2 separate regions of the Mus musculus genome follow, and region 1 is linked to region 2. Evidence: chromatin loops called from intact Hi-C (ENCODE). Cell type or tissue: left cerebral cortex. All regions are shown on one strand. Each heading gives the region's core, and the rest is flanking DNA. Links, peaks and the distances in the headings are about the cores only.

What was found. Hi-C counts contacts between places; a loop is a spot of excess contacts. Peaks named below come from ENCODE experiments on the same cell type or tissue, not always from the same donor. Only the 100,000 strongest peaks of a DNase experiment are listed, where the experiment ranks them.
Region 1: it touches region 2 in a loop (4-fold over the local background); 12 of 42 quality-filtered maps call a loop at or near these places.

The regions. Positions count from the first base shown.
Region 1 is chr11:52,093,234-52,103,598 of GRCm38, forward strand. Ppp2ca (protein phosphatase 2 (formerly 2A), catalytic subunit, alpha isoform) reads left to right here and starts at 5,591. Exons shown (of 7, transcript NM_019411.4): 1 at 5,591-5,917. The coding sequence starts at 5,816. In left cerebral cortex, for the core only: CTCF peaks have their summits at 5,392 and 5,593; DNase peaks (open chromatin) are centred at 5,445, 5,991, 6,343 and 6,593; H3K4me3 peaks cover 3,087 bases; H3K27ac peaks cover 2,167 bases.
Region 2 is chr11:51,994,749-52,005,113 of GRCm38, forward strand. It overlaps Ube2b (ubiquitin-conjugating enzyme E2B), which reads right to left and starts at 5,743. Exons shown (of 6, transcript NM_009458.5): 1 at 5,545-5,743; 2 at 3,070-3,150; 3 at 626-651. The coding sequence starts at 5,588. Cdkl3 (cyclin-dependent kinase-like 3) reads left to right here and starts at 9,473. Exons shown (of 14, transcript NM_001166654.1): 1 at 9,473-9,762; 2 at 10,165-10,344. The coding sequence starts at 10,180. In left cerebral cortex, for the core only: no CTCF peak of the experiment used is centred there; DNase peaks (open chromatin) are centred at 5,030, 5,416, 5,766, 6,108 and 1 more place; H3K4me3 peaks cover 3,312 bases; H3K27ac peaks cover 2,289 bases.

The DNA.
Region 1 (10,365 bases), core at 3,236-8,235, 99 kb after region 2:
ACAGAAAGGAAGAAAAAAGCAAAAGAAAGTAGAGAGAAAGGGTGGAGGGGACAAAAGCAGTAAGGAGGAAGGAGGAAAGGAACCAAGAGAGAAGAAAAATAATGAAGAGAGACAAAGTGAACAGAGAAGTGCAAACTGACTGTGGACGTACAGGCCTCATATAGACACAAGGGGGTATCTACAGTAAAGACTCGGAGTGTGAACATGATGGGCAAGAACGGCTTGCGGCTGGGAACAACGGAGCCCAAGAGCGTGAGAGGGAAGGCGGGAAAAAAGACAAGCTGGCATCTGTTTGCTTTTGGTTTTCAAGACAGGGTTTCTCAGTGTAGCCCTGGCTGTCCTAGAACTCACTCTGTATCCCACACTGGCCTTGATATCAGAGCTATGCCTGCCTCTGCCTCCTGAGTGGGTGCTGAGATTAAAGGTGTTCAGCACCGTGCTCAGCAGCACGTTGGAATTTCGGATGCCCAGTGAGGAGGCAAATGAGAAGACCACAAGAAAGCTGGGCCTCCTTTCTACAAGGAAGCGTGGGCTGTACGTGTCTACATCCTCAGGCACAGTGGAATAGTTAGCTGGTCTTTGGGCTATGGGGTCTGGTTTCTTCTTTACATTTTACTTTTTGACTACGTGTGTATATGCACATGTGTCGTCACACCTGCTCAGAGGACAACCTTCAGGAAATCAGTTCTCTCCTTTTGTCATTGGACATCAGGATCAAATTCAAGTTATCAGGCTTGGTGGCAAGTGACTTAACTTCTTGTGCCTTCTCTCTGGCCCCTAGCTATGAGTTCTTTGAACCTATAGCTCTCCTAAGAGATGCTGCGTTTACTCAGATCTGGATCTTTTCCGTTTTTCTTTTTTTTTTTAAAGATTTATTTATTTATTTATTTATTTATTTATTTATTTTTTATGTAAGTACACTGTAGCTGTTTTCAGACACTCTAGAAGAGGGCATTAGATATCATTACAGATGGTTGTAAGCCACCATGTGGTTGCTGGGAATTGAACTCAGGACCTTTGGAAGAGCAGTCAGTGCTCTTAACCGCTGAGCCATCTCTCCAGCCTCTGGATCTTTTCTTTCAAGGGCAATATATATTCATTACAGAAGAATCAAATCAGTAGAGACTTAAAAATAAGATGTCACTCAACTCTTACTCCCTCTTCTGTAGCTTGCTGGTGTCTCTTGGGAGCATGTATTTATAAAAGATGCTTCATAAAGCTATCATACAAATGGCTGTCGTTTTGTTTGTTCGCTTTGAGATAGGGTCTCACTGGGCAGCCCAGGCTGGCCTCAAGCTCTCAGTCCCACTGAGCCTCCTGAGTGCTTGGTAAACAGGTGTGTTCCACCACACCCACATACACATATTGTTTTATAATGTATTTTTTTGTACTATAAATAGTCACCTGTGTCAATAAATAGACAGTAGTCCTGGGAACTGTGGGGCTGGTGGCAGTCCTGCCTTCTGGATGGTGAACTTTGCCTTTCTTTTCCTGTGCCATTTCCCTCTGTAACTGAGAACAGCCTCGACGTCATGGACATCAGGCGGGGACGTGATCCTTCCTCTCTTTAGTCAAATGACAGGAGCTGGGAGGAAGGTCAGTCGATAGTGTATCTGTGACAAAGTTCCTGGCCACAAAACTGTGGCCCTATCCATGAAGTTCTAAGCCTAAGGAAAAGGCACATGAGCTTCTCCACCCTGCCCCTGAAAAGTACAGAAAGGGAGAGCTAGACATGGCTGGGAGCCGTGGGCATGTGGAGTGCAAAAAGCTGGTGGGCAGGCAAGCAGGCCCAGGGGGCCAGAGCACCACAGGCCTTTTTTCCTGAGCAGGCCCAGCTAGGATGTTGGCTGGGGTTTCTGAGGCATAAGAGACGTAGGTGCACAGTACATATCCTTTTTAGGTGTGTTGCTCTTTTTAGATACAGGATTCGGAGCTAACAGGAACATGAGCCTGACAAAATGTATTAATTCTTAGATTTATTCCTAAGTAACTGTCTCTGCACAACAGGTCTCCTGATGACGGGGGAAGAGAGGGAGTCTCTTATGTTCTATTTCTATCTCTCTTTCCTTGCTTGAATTTCCTCTTCCATCTTCATTTCCTTCTATGATTTGATTATACCTGAGGGACTTTAATGGGCAGTGGGCATATTTAAAATCAGATTTACAATAAAAATGATACATAGCATTGATTGGCTATGCATTCTGTGCTGCTCAATGCTGTGAATTTATAATCTCATTAAACCCTCAGAATAAACTTACTTGTCTATTATAATTACCTTACTTTATAGATAAAAAAAACCTCAGACTTAGAAAATCTACAGGAGCTGGGTGGTCATGGTACATAGCTTTGATCCCAGTACTCTGGAGACAGAAGCAGGTGGACCTCTGGGAGTTCCAGGACACCTGGTCTTCAGAGCTAATTCTAGAACAGCCAGGGCTACACAGAGAAACCCTGTCTTGAAACACCAAAATACATATATATTTATATATTATTAACAATTATTTAATAATATGTTCATATACTATCTATTTAGTGTTTGTTTAATTATAATGTATTCTAATCTATTTTATATATTATTACATAATATATTTTTATATATGCCATATTTATTTATATATATGACACAGGGTGTGGTAGCTATGCCTCTAATCCCAGTCCTCAGAAGCAGAGGCAGGCACAGCTCTGTGAGTTCTGGACCAGCCTGATCTACACAGTGAGATCTTGCTGAAAGAAAGAGAAAGAGAAAGGAAGGAAGGAAGGAAGGAAGGAAAAGGGAGAAAGGGGGAGGAAGGATGGCATCTGCAAAACAGGGATTCAAACCCAGGCCCATCGACCCCAGAGCTGTTTCTCACATTCCTCTGCTTCCTGTGACAGTTGGCTTAAGTCAGAGAACCAGAAGGATCAACAACAGCAAAACTAATTTTAGTTAGAATGCTGGCGAAGTACAGCTCACTCCTTCTCCATGTTTAATGTCAATTTAATATCTTGGCTAAGAGTGCCTATTATAAAGCTATTTGCTCCAGGTTACCCTCCTCCTACCCCGCCCCATCGTCAGATGGTTTTTATTTATAGCTATGTTTAAACATCCTGGGCAACACAGACTCACTGTACCCAGATTCGTCATCTAAGCAATGGTACTCAAAGTTGTCTTAAGGATCCTTTCGGGTTTGTCCAGAAGTTAAAAGGATAATTCTTTTTCTCTTTAAGTTATCTTTTGGCTTTCAAGACAGGGTTTTAAACCTAACTCCTTTTGTCTTAGACTCATTCTGTGGTCCAGGCTGCTCTTGAGATGGAAGCAATTCTCCTGCCTCACCTTAGTGCTGCCATTACCAACATGAGATATCACTCCCAGCCATTTAAAAATTTTTGTTCTCAGTATTCATCAGCTGTCAAATTGAGTAAGCTGGGTCAAATTAGTTAAGGCCCAACTTTCAGATCCTTTTATTATATTGGAAGTTCTACAGAGTATGAGAGCATTCTTGGTTTCCAGTAAGGGTAAAGACACTCTGATTAGCATAGTTCTGTATTGTTTATGATCGGGTATGCCTTACTCCACTGCCTGAATGCTAATGAGAGCTTCCTAGAAGTCATTCCTTAAGAAGTTAAGTTGCAGCATCTAATTATTTGGCAGGATGTTTAAGTACATGTAATTCTATCTTTCCTCCATTTTGTGAGGGTGGTGAGCCAAGTAACCTGCATCAGGAGAAAATAAATAACACATTAACGCTACCAGCAAGGAGTGCCTAGCTAGAGTACTTTAGAAGAACCTTCATTATATAACCTTGGCATATATAGTGGGCGTTTAGTACTTTTCAATCTGCCAGACTAGCATCATCATTGTCTTTGCAGGTGAAAAAAGGCAGTCAAAGGGATGAGTATTGGTCCTTTCTGTGGTTTAGTAGCTGTATGACTCTGGCTGAGACCTTGGCAGTATGAAGTTCTCAGTCTTGACCACTATCTTGAAGAAGCCCCTCCCCTTTTGTGTGTGCCCGCCTACTTCCTGCCCTTCAAGACAGGACCAGTTCTTGCTGAGTACAGGGCAATGGAGAAGAATAAGACAAGACAGCACAGTGAACATGGCTTTATAACTATGGGCACCAAACAGTCTTTATTTAGTCATCTCACGTAGCCTTAACTCTTACTCCTGTTTGTTTTGGGGGGCTATTCACTGCAAACCAGAGTCAGAATTTGAGCTGAAAGGACTGGCAGAACAAGTATGTATGGAGGCGTCTAGAAGAGTAGATCTCAGGTACTTTCTTCGGGAACTCTAGTGGGAGGTACCCACTAGAGAAAGCAGAATTGGTCAAGCCAGTTCCCCTGGCCAAGCAGGTTGTCCTTGATAAAGGAGGATTTTCATCCCTGCCATTTGTGGATGGGGCCACTGAGGTCCTCTTGTAGCTTGTGGGTCAGGGTGTCTTCTGATGCTCTGAGCTGTGTCTTCTCCGGTGTGTGACAGGCTTGACTGTTCCCCACAGTATAGCTAGGTCAGCTCTTGCCTTGACCTTCATGGATAACCATCCTTTGGCTTCTCTCCCAGACTCTGGAGGGGAGCAGTGTATGACTTCCATCCATTCCATTCATTTCCAGCCAGGAACATTCAAGCTCCACCAGGGCAGTAGCCCCTTTCTGTCTGCATGACCCCTTTGTCCCCTAAGCATGGGATCTGGTCAACAGTTGATGCTCTGTAGAGCCAAGTATCTCTGTGAATGCAGACAGTGCAATGTGAACACGTTTCACAAGCCTCAGAAGAGATTTATAACCAGGTCGAAGGCTGATCCTTAAGAATATCAGCTTCCTTTACAGAACACACGGTAGCTGCTTCTACCAGTACCAGAACACAGCCCTGGCTTGTTCCTCTAGAATGTAGGACAAGATTATTTCCAGTGGGCACAGGTCTCGGAGAAAAGTGCACACCAGAGGTGTTGAAGGCCACAGGAGAGGAAGCAAGGCTTAGGAAGAGGCCAGGATCGAAGGCCCACTTCGGCCCCGCCTTCGTGCAGGGACAGGTGTGTGCTGGGGGTGTAAGGTGCGCGGGCGACACATCCCAGCAGGTACACCTTCCTTCGCCCACGAATGACCTAATTATAGGAGCCTGCAACGGCCAGAGGTGGGGAAGGTCACTCCAGGCAACCTGCCACTAGGCTTGTCCCCAAAGGTGTGTGACTCCCTTGTGGTTCCCAGGGCTGCTGGACTAAGCGCCTTAGGGTTGCCTTTAGTCATCAGGCTGGCAGAGCCCAGACCACATCTGAGAGGTATCACCCAGAGGCCTTCCAGAAACACCAGGTCACAAGGAATAAAAACCTCGCCTACACGGACTGCTCATGCGCCGAGACCGCGCAGGCGCCCTGCGGAGCCTGGGACGCCAGGATTAACCAGCACTGCGCTTGCTCGGACTCGCTTCTTCCCTTCCCCCGCCGCCCTCCCAGCGGGAGGACCACGCCCCAAGAGCGAAGCCACTTCCTTCGGCAGCCAACTCCGCTGCGCTTGCGCCCCGGCTCCACGGTGCGCAGCTCTGGGTCCCGGCCCCACTCCGTCGCCCTCCCCGCGGCTCCCTGACGCTGGCGTGACGTCACCACGCCGGGCGGCCGCCATTACAGAAAGCCGAGTCCCGAGCTAGGGCGAGCGGAGGAGGAGGCACAGCGGCCGGCGGCCGAGCACTGCGGAGCGAGCCAGCGGGCCGGCGCCAGCGCCCAGCAGCCGCCTGGGGCCGCAGAAAGCACCCCGGGAGAGCGGCGGCGGCGTGTGCGTGTGGCCCGGGTGCGGGCGGCGGCGCGGGAGCAGCGCGGAGCGGCAGCCGGTTCGGGCGGGCGGCATCATGGACGAGAAGTTGTTCACCAAGGAGCTGGACCAGTGGATCGAGCAGCTGAACGAGTGCAAGCAGCTCTCCGAGTCCCAGGTCAAGAGCCTCTGCGAGAAGGTGAGCTGCTCTCGGCCGCGGGTGCGGCCTCTGCCCGGGCCCGCCTATCAGGAGGCCGCGGGGACGGTGCAACATGGCGGCACGGAGGCCAGACCCCCGAACCTAGCAGCCCGGCGCCCGGCGCTGCCTGCGGCGACTCGCGAGGGACCCGGCGCCCCCCGCCTCCCGCGCGCTGATTGGATGGCGCCGCCACCGCGGCCTAAAATGGCGCCGCGCGCCGGACTCCGGGCTTCGGAGCCTCCGGGCCGAACCCGGCCCGACCCTGGGAAGTGGGGCGGCCGGGACCCTCGGTGGCCCGGCGAGGGACTGGCTGGGCTTTGCGCCCGGGAACGGGTTCCGGACTCATGGAGTCAAAGCATTGCGCTTGCACTCGGGCTTGCTTCGTGGAGCGGGCGCTGCCCACAGGGTCCCCCACAGCAGGGCTTGTAGGCCAGACCCCAGCGCCTATGGAAAGGTCACCTCGCTTTCCTGTCGGTCTCCACGCCTCGGCTTCCCCGGAGCCCTGTTTAAAGTGTGTGTTTAACGATTATGAAGGGAGTCGCTAACCCAGTTCCTACGAAGGTCATAGTGGTAGTTTGAAGGGAGGAATATAAAGTTTTCTTAGTTGGACAAATGGAGGATTTGGTGAGTCATACTACAACGAAGAGCTTTGGGATTGGAAATACAGTGTCACATTAATTTATGATGTATATGCTGACTCAAATTGGGTAGTGTGAAACCCTTCTGTGTGTAACGTACTTGGCGTGGAGCCATTTATTTTTGAATGAGCAACATAAACGGGAAGAGAGTCAAATTTTTTATCCTCTCTGGTTGCAAAAGTTTCTTGGATTGTATTTTTGTGGCTACAATCAGCAGTAGAAATCCCCGTGTTGACCGATTTCTCTATTTCAGACATGGAACTGAGTCCACTCCTTGAAGTGATAACTCGGTATCTCAGGTTATCTCATTCCATTGGTTTTCTCCAAGAATTGGGGAAGCAAGTTGTTCATGTTGTATTCTTGAAGTCTTAATTAATGCAATTTTCTATTAGAAAAATGTGTCTCCACTTCATTTTAGCTTTTCTTTTCAGGGTTAATTTAACATTTAATTTTAGTGCAGAATTATGGATTATGTTAGTAATTTGTGTTAGCAGGAAGAACTTTTGGAGCACAGAAGATGCTCATTCTTTTGTGGCTTGGTGTAGAAAGGAGATTCTTGAGGTTGAATATTTTCTGATGACACAATTTTTCAGAAAATGCTGAAAACCATTTTGGTTAAGTCAAATGTAGATTTATCCCTTCCCTCCTTCCTTCCATCCCAAGTATCCCTGGCTGCCCTGGTACTGGTTATGTAGAGCCAGGGTAACTTTGAACTTGTGACATTCCTTGTGTCTCTGCTTCCTCAGGTGCTGGGATGACGTGTGTGTATGTGTGTCTGTCTGTGTGTTATAACACGCCCCACTTGAATCTCTAGTGTTTTGATCTTTGTTTCTCTCACATCAAACAAGGTTGGTATTTTTAAGGTTTAGAAGTAAGCCTTTTAAATATTACTTAGTAAATCTTGCCAGGTCTCAGTCTCTAATTGCTGACTCGGAGTGAAGGGCTTTATGTGGACATTGGATGACTAGTCATTTGTGTGACCACTCATTGGACTGTTCGGTAGACCTGGACACAATTACTTTTCATTTCCCAACTGAGTGATTGTAACTGGCTTTTTCAGGTAAACGGTTTATTTGGTCCTTGTTTCTGTACTTAAAAATAGTTAACACATGCTCCAAGATTACATGCTCTTAAGAAGGCAACCAGAACACAATGAAGAATATGTTATGCATATTTTCAAGGAACTTTTAATCTAGTTGGAAAGACTAGGGTGGCATTGTTAACTTGACCCTCGAGAGCAGTGGTTCTCAGCCTTCCTAATGCTGTGACCCTTTAATACAGTTCCTCATGTTGTGGTGATCCCAGTCATAAAACTATTTTGTTGCTACCTCATAACTGTAATTTTGCTGCTGTTTTGAATTGTAAATATCTAGTAGTGTGCAGGATACCTGATATGTGACCCCTGTGAAAGGGTCGTTCTGGTCCCCCAAAAGAACTGCTGCTGTAGAGTTACCTGGATAGGAAGTCTCAGAAATTGTCTACCTAGCAGATCAGGTTGGCTTGTGAGTATGTTTAGGAGCATCTTCCTTATGTTGAGATGGGAAGACACACCCACTGTGGATGGCACCATTCCCTAGATTGGGAGGGAGGGGTTCTCAATTGTGTAAGGGTGGGGGGAGCTCCCTATGCAAAGGTCCCCAAATGACCTGAGTTTGGCCCCTTCCTTATAGGACTACATGGTAGAAAGAACATACTCCTTCAAGCTGTCCTCTGAGGTACACACACAAGTAAATGTTACAGTGTGAACATGCATTCATTGCTGAGTTTCTCATGAGGTGATATGAGCACCTCTCTCAGATTCCTGCAGCTGTGACTTCCCTACTGGGATGAACTAGGAGTGTGAACCAAAATAAATGTGTCTTGAAGCCAGGCATAGTGATATGCCCCTTTAATTCTAGCATTCAGGGGGATCGCTGATCTACAGATCAAGTTCAAGGATAGATAGCAAGGGGTACACGGAAAAAACCTGTCTCAGGATGGAAAAACAAAACTAGCTTCCCAGAGTTATTCTTGGAGTGTCTTTATTATTACCAACAAGAAACTAATGTATGGAAATGAGTAGGACACGGATCATCAGGTAGATTTGCTTTGGGAAGACTAGAGATACTAGATGGGATGAGGGCTGACGCTTAACGCATTCAGGAATTTTCACATCTTCCAGAAACTCAGATATGAGGCTACTTAGCTTAGGTCTCTTTTTCTCAATATGTATAGATGTTAGGATTTTAATGTATGTATGTGTGTATTATGTATGCAAATGTATGTAGAGGTGGCCATGGAGGCCAGAGAGGGTGCTGGATCTTCTGGAACCTGGTGGTTTTAATCCACTGGACTTGGATGCTGGGGGCCCAGCTTTAATCCTCTGTAAAAGCAGCATGGACTCTTACCCACTGAGACATTTTGGTAGCCTAGTTTTCATTTTAGAGCCACATAAACAGTAGTGCTTGAAGCCAGGTATGGTTGTGTATGCCTTTGATCCCACATTAGGGAAGCAGGGGCTAGACAGAATTACAAGGTGAGACTTTATCTCCACCCCCCCCAAAAAAGTAAATAAATAGTTTTAAAATCTGTTTTAAAGTTTCCTTGAAATAGATTGCTTTGGTGAACATTGTTATCCAACTTCCTTGCTTTTAATTGTATTTAACTTTTGTAACTATGTAAACTTTACAAACAATACTAATGTTTAGACAGTGAATTGGTTGCCTTGTACCTGTACAAGGTATGCCACTTCCCACTTGTAATATTTTATTGCCAGTTCAGTGGCAACATGAAAACGACATTTGCTTTTGGTGAGATTGCCCTTTAAACATTTATTTTTTCATTTATTTTATTTGTGAGATAGCTGTGTTCTGTAACTCACCATCCTCCTGCTTCAGTGTCCTGAATGCTGGAGATATATGCCACCATTTCCAGCTTTAACAAAAAATTTGAAAACAATCTGAGTTTTTCACCAATTTAGTAGTACTTGTTAAAGAACCACACCCATTAAAGATAACTTCTGGGGGCTGGAGAGATGGCTCAGTGGTTAGGAGCACTGACTGCTCTTCTGAAGGTCCTGAGTTCAATTCCCAGCAACCACATGGTGGCTCACAGCCATCCGTAATGAGGTCTATCACCCTCTTGTGGAGTGTCTGAGACAGTTACAGTGTACTTACATATAATATAATAAAATAAATAAATCTTTAAAAAACAGATAACTTCTTTCTGATGCTCTCAAAAGAAGGAATGATAGCATCAGAGGCTTCCCTTATGTAAAGATAGAAATAAGCCCACGAGCTCACTGTGGTTAAATAGCTGAGACCTCTGTTCTGTACATTGTCAACAATAGCAGTGTGGCTTCCAAGCAGAAAGGATCATAACAGTGGTGACATGGTTTTTTTTATTGCTGACTCATTAAAAATAAAGATGGGCTCCAAGTTTCTACCCAAGCTCCGCTTACTGTGTGTACATGTACCTTGCCGTTTAGGGACCTTGGTGTTTTGGGTGAGCACATGCAGTTCCATCTTAGGCACAGTTCCATCCACAGATGGAAAAAGGTAAATACTATCAACTTGGTGAGTGTGGTTATAAATGCTTATAATCGCAGCACTCTGGAAGCTCATGCAGGAGGATGGCCAAGAGTCAAAGGCATATGGACTTCTGTGACAGTCTAATCTATATAGTGAGCTCTGGGTCAGCCAGGACTTGGGAAGGAGTTAGGCAGATCCTTGAGTTTGAGGACAGCCAGGATTACATTAGAGAGGTCCTGTCTCTATCTAATACAGACATTATAATGTCAAATAAATAGAGACATTATGATGTCATTTAGCT
Region 2 (10,365 bases), core at 3,024-8,023:
ATCCACTATAATTAAGGAAAATCTTTCAGTACCTGCTTAAAGTCAACTTAACAAACTTAATTGTGATTACAGATTAGAATCATTCTCCCATTTTCCTGGCTCCTGTTAGACCCAAATTGAGCTGCAAATGACTGCACAACGTTTCTGGGTGCTAAATGCTGAGTAGTGAAGCTACTGGTAACTCTGAATTCAGGACTCAGGGATGCCTGGCAGTGGAGTGCCTCCCTAGAACATACCAAGCTCTGGATTTATTCCCTAGTAATAGGGAGAAAAGAAATGGAAAATTTTACAACACCCTTATGAATGCAGACAAGAAAGCAAGGAAACAGTTACCCACTTGGTAGCAGTGCCCAGGGAGCACCTCTATTAGGCCGCCCAAACATCAACCATTTTGTAACACAGACCACTTAGACCTACAGCTGTATAGGTAACCCATGTCACACGGAAAACTGGTGAAAGGTGACCAAGGTGATGTGCAAAAAAAAAGATCCCCATGAGCTCTAAGTTTTCATTTGCTTGCTTAGTATGCCAAGAGCTTATTAAGAGTAGAGCCTGTCTTCAAATACTGTTAGAGTCTCTGACCAAAGGGCACCCTTTTAATATGTAGATAATAAGAATTACTTACCATCTTCAAAGGGTGTCCCTTCTGGTCTGAAAACAAAAAGATCTCTGATTAAAATTAGTTTTTTACTCTTCTTTCTCTGTCTTCAGGGAGGGAAGGATAACTTGGGAACTAGGAGGACGGCGCTCACCCTGCTCCTGAGAGCTGCATAAACTTTACCTGTCAGACTGCCACAGCCGTGGCTTGAACTCAGGCAGCACAAAGGACTTTCAATGCTCAAGTTCTTTTTGAAAGGAAATTTGTCTATGATTTTGTTGCAAAAGAATACTGTACAGCTGAGTGTGGCAGCGCACACCCAAATAAAGGCACATGCCTTATTCCCAGCACTGGAAGGAAAAGGCAGGTAGATATCTTGAGTTTGAGGCTAGCCTGGGCTACAGTGTGAGTTCCAGGACAGCCAGTGGCTACACAGAGAAACCCTGTTTTCAAAACCAAAACCAACCAACAAACAAAAACCCAAGAGTCTACAAGTGAACCTGGTACCACACACTTGTATTCCCAGAGACTCAGGAGGCAGAAGCAGAGGATGTCAGAGTTTGAGGACTGCCTAAGATACACAGCCTGACTAACTTGGCAAGGCCATCTCAAACTAAGATTTTAAAAAGGATGGTATAACACATACACAGGGGGAAAAAAAAGCGGGGGATGCGAGTCTCCCAGCCCGGGCTTGCCCAACCATGCAGCAATTGTCCTGCCTCAGACTTCTGAGTGCTAGGATTTATTAAGGATAAGTCAGTATACCTATTTTGATTTTCTTGAGATAAGGTCTTACTAAATAAATAGCCCAGGTTGGCTTCTACATTGTGATCCTTCTGCCTCAGCCTTCCAGGGGCTATGATTATAGATGACTGACCAGGACTTCAGGAATGTTAAGGCAAGCACTCCACCACTGAGCTAGCTACATTCTTAGTACCCCACTAGTTATCTACTAGTTAAGTGTAGATCCCCCACTAGTTATATCCTAGTTAAGTGTAGATCCTTGTAAGACAGCTTACTGATGAAGAATATTTGAAAAAACCTCTTACAGGAATTTGATTTCCAGTACCCATGTCAGGGAGCTTACAACTTCAGGACATCAGACATTGGCCTCTGGCTTCCAATGGGCACCTGCTCTCTTATACACGTATCCTTCAAACCCTAGTTTTTAATCAATTACCTGGGTTGACTGTAAAATCATACCATACCATAACTAGCTGTAGTGGTAAATTCCCATAATCCCATATATAGACAAACACACATAATCAAAAATTTTTTACATTTTAAATCAAAAAGGATGTGCAGGGCTAGCAAGACAGTTTAGCAAGTAGAACTACTCGCCATACTATCTCTTGAACACATGATGGAGGGAGAGAAATGACTACACAATTGTCATCTTACCTCTACACCAAGTGTTATGGGTTATAGATACCTACTCACAGTCAGTCAGCCAGCATGCAGGCGTGCACACTTGCGCACAAATGATAAACAAGAAATTAAAAAGGTATTATATGGTAGCCTATGCCTGTGTTCCCAGCACTGAGGATGTTGAAGGAAGAAGATCCCAAGTCTGAGAAATGCATGGAGATCTTTTTGTTGTTGTTTTTTTGTGAGACAGGACCTCAGTAGGCAGCCTGGACCCTAGCCTCTAAGTGCTAGATCAAAAGGCTGAACCCCACCCTTGTCAAGAGTCTATCTCAATAGAATCTCAAAGGTGCTAGGAGTGCAGCCCAGTGATGGATGGAGCATTTGCCTACAGGGTGTTTCAATCTCAGTATTACCCAAAGTCATCCAGTGGCTTCTCGGTAGGCTGTGCATATGTCATTTTTAGCTAAAATTCTTGTCACAGCAAAGTTTTCGGTCCTTTTGGTTCCAAGTGTCCTTACAGCTCCAACAGTAGGGGCATAAACACTTGAACGGCACATTTTGTATGAGGTGATTTACCTGATCTCCTTCATTAGCCCATTTAATTTCCAGCATTTACTTATTAGTGTGGGGATCAAGCCCTGGGCCATATGCATAGCAGGCAAGCAGTCTACCACTCAGCTTCACTCAAAGCCTTCACACCCTAGGATCAGTCACCTCGAGTAACCATAAAACCATACCATAGCCAGGTACAGTGTCATACGCCCACAATCCCAGCTACTCCAGAGGGCCTAAAGCAAGAGGATCACTTCAGCCCAGTTCAAAATCACCCTGAGCAACACTGCAACACACCTTGGCTCAAGGGAAAGAAGCCAAATTAAATATAACAGCAAGCCGACCAATTTTATATAAATGCCCCAGACTCAATAAAATGTTTCAAGAGCTGGATATACAGCTTAGGGATGGGAGCACAATTAGCACAGGAGGCCCAGGGTTCTCAAAAGATGTGTCCCCGCCCCACACAAGTGAGTTTCAGAATCGGCCTCAGCCTCTCTCCCCAGTGCTTATTTACTTACCTTTTCTGAGCAATCCCTAGCTCAACTCACCCAAATATAACTGCATTCCACTGCATGATGTTGTTTTCAGATGGGGCGCCACTGACCCCCACAGGTGGGTCCTCTTGCAATCTAGAAGTCCAGAGTAGTCATTTTCAGAGTTGAACATATAGGCCAGTGAGGTCAGACTCTCCTGAAGCTACTCTGACAGACTAGCTAGACTGACTTGTTATAGTTGGAGCTGAAATGAGTTACGATCTAAATGAATCAACCAGGTTAATATTCGTATTAATACTACCAGATCTGTAAATTCTTCAAACAGCAAGATTTAAGATATGGTCTCTTGAGGAACTCGTTTTCAGAGTACCCTCTTAACCCACTCAAAGTTTACAATTTTAGCAATGAAAAATACTTTTAGATAACCTGCAACTACCAGGTGGTAGTGGTTGTCCACACCTTTGGACCCAACACTTGGGACATAGGTGAGTGAGTTGGAGGCCAGCCTGGTCTACAGAGTGAGTTCCAAAACAGCCAGGGCTACACACACAAAAAACAAACAAACAAACAAAAAAACCCTGTCTCAAAAAACAAAAACCAAACACAACAAAAACTTACAATTTTCGTACCTTAATCATGGAAGGATCTCCAGTCCTAACTACAGACACTACACAACACAAAAATGTAGGAAATCTCTATACACTAAATGACTTAAAAAAACAAAAAACCTCAATTTAACTAGAAAGCAAGTCTTACTTCATGGCCTGTGCTTCAAACAGTGCCTTTCTAAAGTAGTCAGAAGCTCCAGCTAGCTTTTCCAGCAGGCTCTATTTTAAAAACTCTGCTCTCAGGCCAAATATACCTCAGGCCTCCATACAATGCTTTCAACAGACATCATCAGCAATTTCATGTAACCTCAAGATCCTTGGAAAACCACCAAAGGCACCTTGTACTCAACTGGGAGTCAAGTACAGAAATTGCAAAAATGAACAAGAGATAAATAATAATAGATAATGTATTATCCATAATGGAAAGTTTTATTTGTGTATCAGTTACAGAGCTAATCAAATATAGTGACTTCAAGCATTGGGTGACTTTTGCACCAAAAAGGACATCTCTTTGTCTGGCAGATCATTAATAAAAAAAAAAAAAAAAAAAAAACAGCCTGGCAGTAGTGGCGCACGCCTTTAATCCCAGCATTTAGGGGACAGAGGCAAGGGGATTTCTGAGTTCGAGCCAGCCTGGTCTACAGAGTGAGTTTCAGGACAGCCAGGGCTACACAGAGAAAGAAACCCTGTCTTGAAAAACAAAAAACAAACAAAAAAAAAGCAAGCAAACAAACAACAACAAAAACCTGTCCATCTCACAAAGTATGTTGTGATTTTTAAGTGGACACTTGGCAAACTGGTCAACCTCAAGCAGATTAGGTCACTAACAGGACTGAGAGGGACGAATTTACTGCTTCATTCCTCAATTGTGTGGCTAAAATCAGCAACGAATTAAATGATGAAGTTGTCCAGGTCCCAAGACAATAGCTTCCAAATGCCTCATAAAGGGCTTTTTTTTCTCTCTCTCTCATAAAGGGCTTTATAATGGGAAAGTTGAGCAGTTGCTTCCTGAGAGGCAAATCTAAGTTTTTATATTACAGATTTGTCTCAATCACAGCGGGTCTGCCCAGAAAGAAAACTAGTATCTAGTCTACTGTTTCTGCACTTGTACGTTTCCAAGGAGAGGTAAACAACTGGGAGAGGTCATCTTCTTCCTTCAAGCCCCACATTTCCTATAAACCCCTATTTTCCAAAAGGAGGCCCAGGTGGAGTATCAGATTAGCTCCAGTCTGACGGAAGGCATTTTTCCAGGCTGGGGAGGCTATAGATAGGCTTTTATTCCGCGGCCAGATCTTAGTTCCAGAAGGCACTGGCAGGCCAAGTGGCTAGCTCCAGGCCCAGGTTTCCCGAGCCAGTTCTCAAGGTCCTTCCAGGTGGGCGGGGGCAGATCGGGTTTCGGGGGATGGGCTAACCACCTCCGGACCTCGCGCAGCAGACCCCACCCTCACCACTGCAGAAAGGGAGAGATTTGGGGCAGTATTCACCCCAACCTCTCACTACCAACAGGAGATCACGGGGCCCTGTAACAAAGCTGGACTGGTCCGCCAGGCGAGGCCGGAGCCTCAGGAGCAGCTCACTCGCACCACCTGGGGAGGGGACACTGCAGGGTGCAGAGGCGGGAGGTGAAGCGTCTGCATCTGCCCTAGGTGGGCCTCTGGGACACCTAGGCCCAGCGATGGCCACCTTCCTACTTTTGGGGGGGAAGGGCAGGAGGCTGTAGTACCGACCATCTTTACTCCAGACAGAGGGAGGTATGAAGCGAGGGAGTAAGAGCCACCGGGAAGCCGGGACTGCCGTGGGTCCCGCAGGCCCACTGCCCGCCTCCTCAGGGTCACCAGGAGGAAGATATCCGGAATCCCCGCCCTACAGTCCATGGCTTCGGGAAGAGGCCGTCATATTGGGCTAAGACGAGGGCCCTTACCGCTTGAAATCCCGCATGAGCCTCCTACGGGCCGGGGTCGACATGCTCCGCAGCTGCCCCGCGGTCAGTCTGAAAGAAAAGAGTCCCGTTCAGCCCCCCCACCCCCCGGCGCAGCGGCCGAATCACTGTGGGTCGCCGCCGCCACCGAGACTGCACAAACAACCCTGCAATGACGTCTCCCTCCGCCGCCTCCAGATCCCTCCGCCCTCCGCCAGTACCACCGCGGGAGGGGGGAGAGGGGGCGGGGCGAGCGGGCGCGCGCGCCGCACCGGAGGGGCAGAAGGCGGCCTTCCGGGCTTGTTGCTTGCGGGCAACTACGGAGGATCCGCTCCGTGCTCACGCTGAACACGGCCCGGCCCAACGCCCTCGGAGCCCACACGCTACCTCGCCTCGCTCCCCCCGTCGCTAGTTTCAAGTTCGGCCGGACGGGGAGAGAGTGGTGCATCCGGAGCCTGAGATTTCGGAGGAGAGGAGGTGGGGGGGGGGGTGACGTCAAGTCACGTGACCGCCAGCGCCGCTGTCAACAATCCACCCCTGAGGGGGAGGGAGCGAAGTATCTAGAACCACGTGTGCCTGTGACGCCATCAGAGCAGGTCACGTGATGGCCTAGCCTGGCTCTGGTTTCAGGTCTAACAAAGCAGGTCCTTGAGTATAAGGAGTTGACACCTCTAGTCATACATTATTCTTTTGGTCCCAAAGTACTGGGGCTTTGCAAAAGGAGACATTGTGGAAGGAGCCGCTTGCATTCTGAGTCTTTTAAAACGGAACAACAAAAAAAAAATCTGGACTTAATTCTGTGTTTCAAGTGGCTTAGCAACTCTGGTACGTGGGACAGGTACTGAAAGTGTGGCAAAGCCTTGTAATGAACGGCTTTGAATGCTAGGTCGGTGCAAATGAGATGGGATTAAGGGCATTTGCATCAATAGCCTGTTCCTGCTAATGGAATTTCCATACTTAGAATTTATACAGAAATGAGAGTGGAATAGATTGCCCAAACCTTAAAGACTCCATCTATGGAGTCTTTGAATTGGAATCTGTGAATTTGCCTGCGGTGGGGCACAATTGTGTTTTTCAAGAAGTGAGTGGGTGTGATTTTAGAGCATATCAATGCTGCTGGTTGTCAAAGAAACCTACAAAAATGATTCAGATCAGGGGAGAGATCCTGCAGACATGGGTGGGAGTTAGAGCTCGACTCTGAGGTAACTCATTACAAGCTTTATACAATAGCAAAGAGGGACCAAATGGACCGGAAGTGCGGTGTGGGGGGTTGATTCATAGCCGATTCCCGAAGCATTGACCACCACAGCCCCCAGCTGGCTCCTGGAATTTCCGTGCTCAGCTTCTAGCCCTGTATTGGGGATTTGTTAGTTCTAGGGACCGGAACAGTGTAGTAGATGCGGAATTCTTTAACTCAAGAAGGGGGAAGCGCATGAGACTCCACTGCTCACTCTTTCACATGGTTCCATGAAACCAGGAAGGGTTAACCTTTTTCACTGTCCTTATCCCTTCTTCCTTCAAACAATTCTCTTGATTTAAAATGACCTTGAGAACCCAGCGTCTTGGTGCATCCTGCCAATCCCACCATTCGGAGAGTGGAAAGGATCAGGAGTATAAGGCTAGCCTCAGTGAAGCAGGATGGTAGCCACCCTAGGCAGCCTGAGCGTCTCATCCCTCCCCGCCAAAAAGTAACCTTGAGGATTGTCAGGTATGTCTTACTCTTGATAGCCGCTGCTGTGTCCTCACAATGTGACTAAGCTAAAAGTTAAATATTCTTACCTTTACGTTTCTTCTCTTTGAGTTATTCCGTAGAACCCCAGGGCCTTAGGTAGCCCTGTAAAATGTTATTGAAAAGGATGCAGCGCACAAGCACAACTCCAGCACTGGGTAGACAGGGGACTAGAGGTCTGCAAATTCCACCGCACCTAGAGTTGGGAGAGACCTTGTCTTGGGGGAAAACAGGCTTTTTAAATCCCCTGGGCCGGTAACAAGTGCCTGGGCTTTTTTAAATTTCCGTCCAGCCATACCAATGTTAATCTTCCTCATGATCAAGAAATACATAGAGTGAAATGGCAGACGCTTTTTAAAAATCTCATTCTGTTGCTTATCTAGCAATTTATTACTTTAAAAAATGGACGGGATAGTTTTTAATATCCAAAATGAAATGTTTTGATAAATTGAATGCTTCCCAAAAATATAGAGAGCAGAATGTTAACAAAATTCACACAATTTCATGGCCAGGTGGCTTGCTGGAAACCTACAACCGCAGTCTTAGAACTATAATTTCACTTATTAAAACAGGGTAACTTGCTATGTAGACCAGGCTGGCCCCAATCTCACATAGTTCTGACTTCCTCTCTCCTGAGTGCTGGGGTTAGGAGTTAGTTTGTGATGACAGGGGCTCACTAATTCATGCTTTGCTCCTTGCAAATATTTAGTTCATAACAAATCTTAAGTAAACATATAGCAGGTCTCACAACATTCTTATTTATAGGAAAAAGAAAAATCCAAGCCAAGTGCCCAGCCCTCCTAACTCTCAAGCTCCAAAGCCAGGCTCTAGCAGTTAGTAGCAAAATTGCAAAAATGGAAATGCGTCTAAACTGTTTCTCTGTGTAGCCCTGGCCGTCCTGGAACTCGCCTGCCTCTGCCTCCCAAGTGCTGGGATTAAAGGCGTGAGCTACCACGCCCGGCTGTTTTTTGTTTGTTTGTTGTTTTTTAAGATTTTTTTTTTTTTTTTTTTTTTTTACAAATACACTGTAGCTGTCTTCAGACACACCAGAAGAGGGCATCAGATCCCATTACAGATGCTTGTGAGTAACCATGTGGTTGCTGGGAACTGAATTCAGGACCTCTGGAGTAGTAGTCAGTAATCCTAACCGCTGAGCCATCTCTCCAGCCCTAAACTGTTTTTTGTTTTTGTTTTTAAAAAAGCAAACTAGTTTCTTTTTTACACTACTCAGCACACTCGTTGTGCACATTCATTTGTGTGTATAGGTCACAAGACAACTTGGAGGAGTTGGTTCATTTTCCACCACGTAGGTCCAAGAAATTGAACTCTACACTTTGGGCTTCGTAGCCTTTTCCTACTGAGCCATCTCGATGACCTACTTTTGCTATTACAGTTAAATCAAGATCTGTAAAAATGGAGCCCTTTTAAAAGCTCTGCGGGCTATTTAAAAGTACATCCCTAGGCGTCCTTGTACTTACTCAGCCTGTGGCAGAGTCCGGTGAATTATTTTGTTTTCCTAAAAAGTTTTGCGTTTCACACGTCATGAGAAAACTTTAAAAGTACTGCTAGGGCTGGATATGATGGCACTCAGCACAGCACTCTAAGCAGGCAGATAATCTTGGGAGTTTGAGGCCAGCCTGGAAGTATACATTGTGAGTCCCAGGCTACCCGGAGCTATATAGTAGCCCTTGTCTCAAAACAAAAAGGGATCACTAGTAGGTAGAAAGCAGTAGTAATTGGGAAACTGAAAATGTGTACAGAAATGGTGTTAGAAATAAGTCAGAGGAGTAGTGAACGCTGAGTATGTGGCTTACTACCGAGCTAAGCCCTCTATCCAAAAACGATCTTGTCCCCGGTTTAAGGATTATGTCGACTTTGAGGTCGAAATCGGTTGCATGGAATAGTAACGAAGCACTGGCAAACTGTAGCCCCATAAGTGTTCCGTAGATCCAATTATCTCCGTCAACCTCCTAGAACCGGGCACAAGTAAGGGACCAGTAACCACCCAGGTGACAAAACGCTCTCTTGCCGGGCGAAAGCCTCCAGGCGTTCATTCTGCTATAAAATGCCCCGCTCTCCCTCATCCCCACCCCCCACCCCCACCCCCACCTGCAAGCACGCGGGCCTCCTACGTCCCTCCCCCTTCCCCTTGGGTCTATCTTCCGCTTCGTGTCACTTTCCCTTCCGGGTCAGGACCTCAGCAATTTCCAGTCTTGCGTACTGTGCTCGGAACGCGGCAGTGCCCCGCCCTCACCCCGTTGCCAGGGCGTCCGGCTGCCCCGAGCCGGCAAGGTCGGCCAGGAGAGGAGGTGTGGTGTCCCGGGCCGGCTGGGACTTGCACGCAGCCGGGCCGGCGGGACTACAGGATGGGCTGAGGCGGCGGTGGTTCTCAGGACGAGGTCGACAGCGCGGCGAGACGGGCCACTCGGGTTGGGGCTGCACAGACTGCGTGTTTGAGGAGAGGGCAGGACGTATGGGTGACTAGTGCTGAGGTGGGAGTCCCCACGCTTGGTGGACCGTGGCTCCTAACAAGGGACCCGCAGTGTTGTTAGCGGGACTTTTTAGTTTGGCTTCCATTGTTCCTGAAAGGGGACCTCAAATTGTAAATCCCGTATTCTAAAAGGATGCCTGAGTTAAACGCATATCAGACCTCTTTTATTTCTCAATCCCGGTCTACACAAAATGCTAGATTAATGAAGGACATCCTGCGTTCTGGTGAAAGTTGGAGCTTCTTAGACAATTTAAGAGTTCCCTCGAGCAGGCTCTGCTGTAGCCGGCACTCCTAGTTTTTGTTCTTATATCCGAAAGTAGGGGATTATCTCTAAGCATTATAGAGCTTGTATAATTGAAAGTGTGAACGTTTAACGTTTTCTTTCTTTATTTCTGTGAAGTAGAAGCCAGGCTTGAAAATGGAGATGTATGAAACCCTTGGAAAAGTGGGAGAGGGAAGTTATGGAACGGTCATGAAATGCAAACATAAGGACACTGGGCGAATAGTGGCCATTAAGATTTTCTATGAGAAACCAGAAAAATCTGTCAACAAAATTGCAACGAGAGAAATAAAGTTTCTAAAGGTTTGCTTCTTTTGCCTTTTA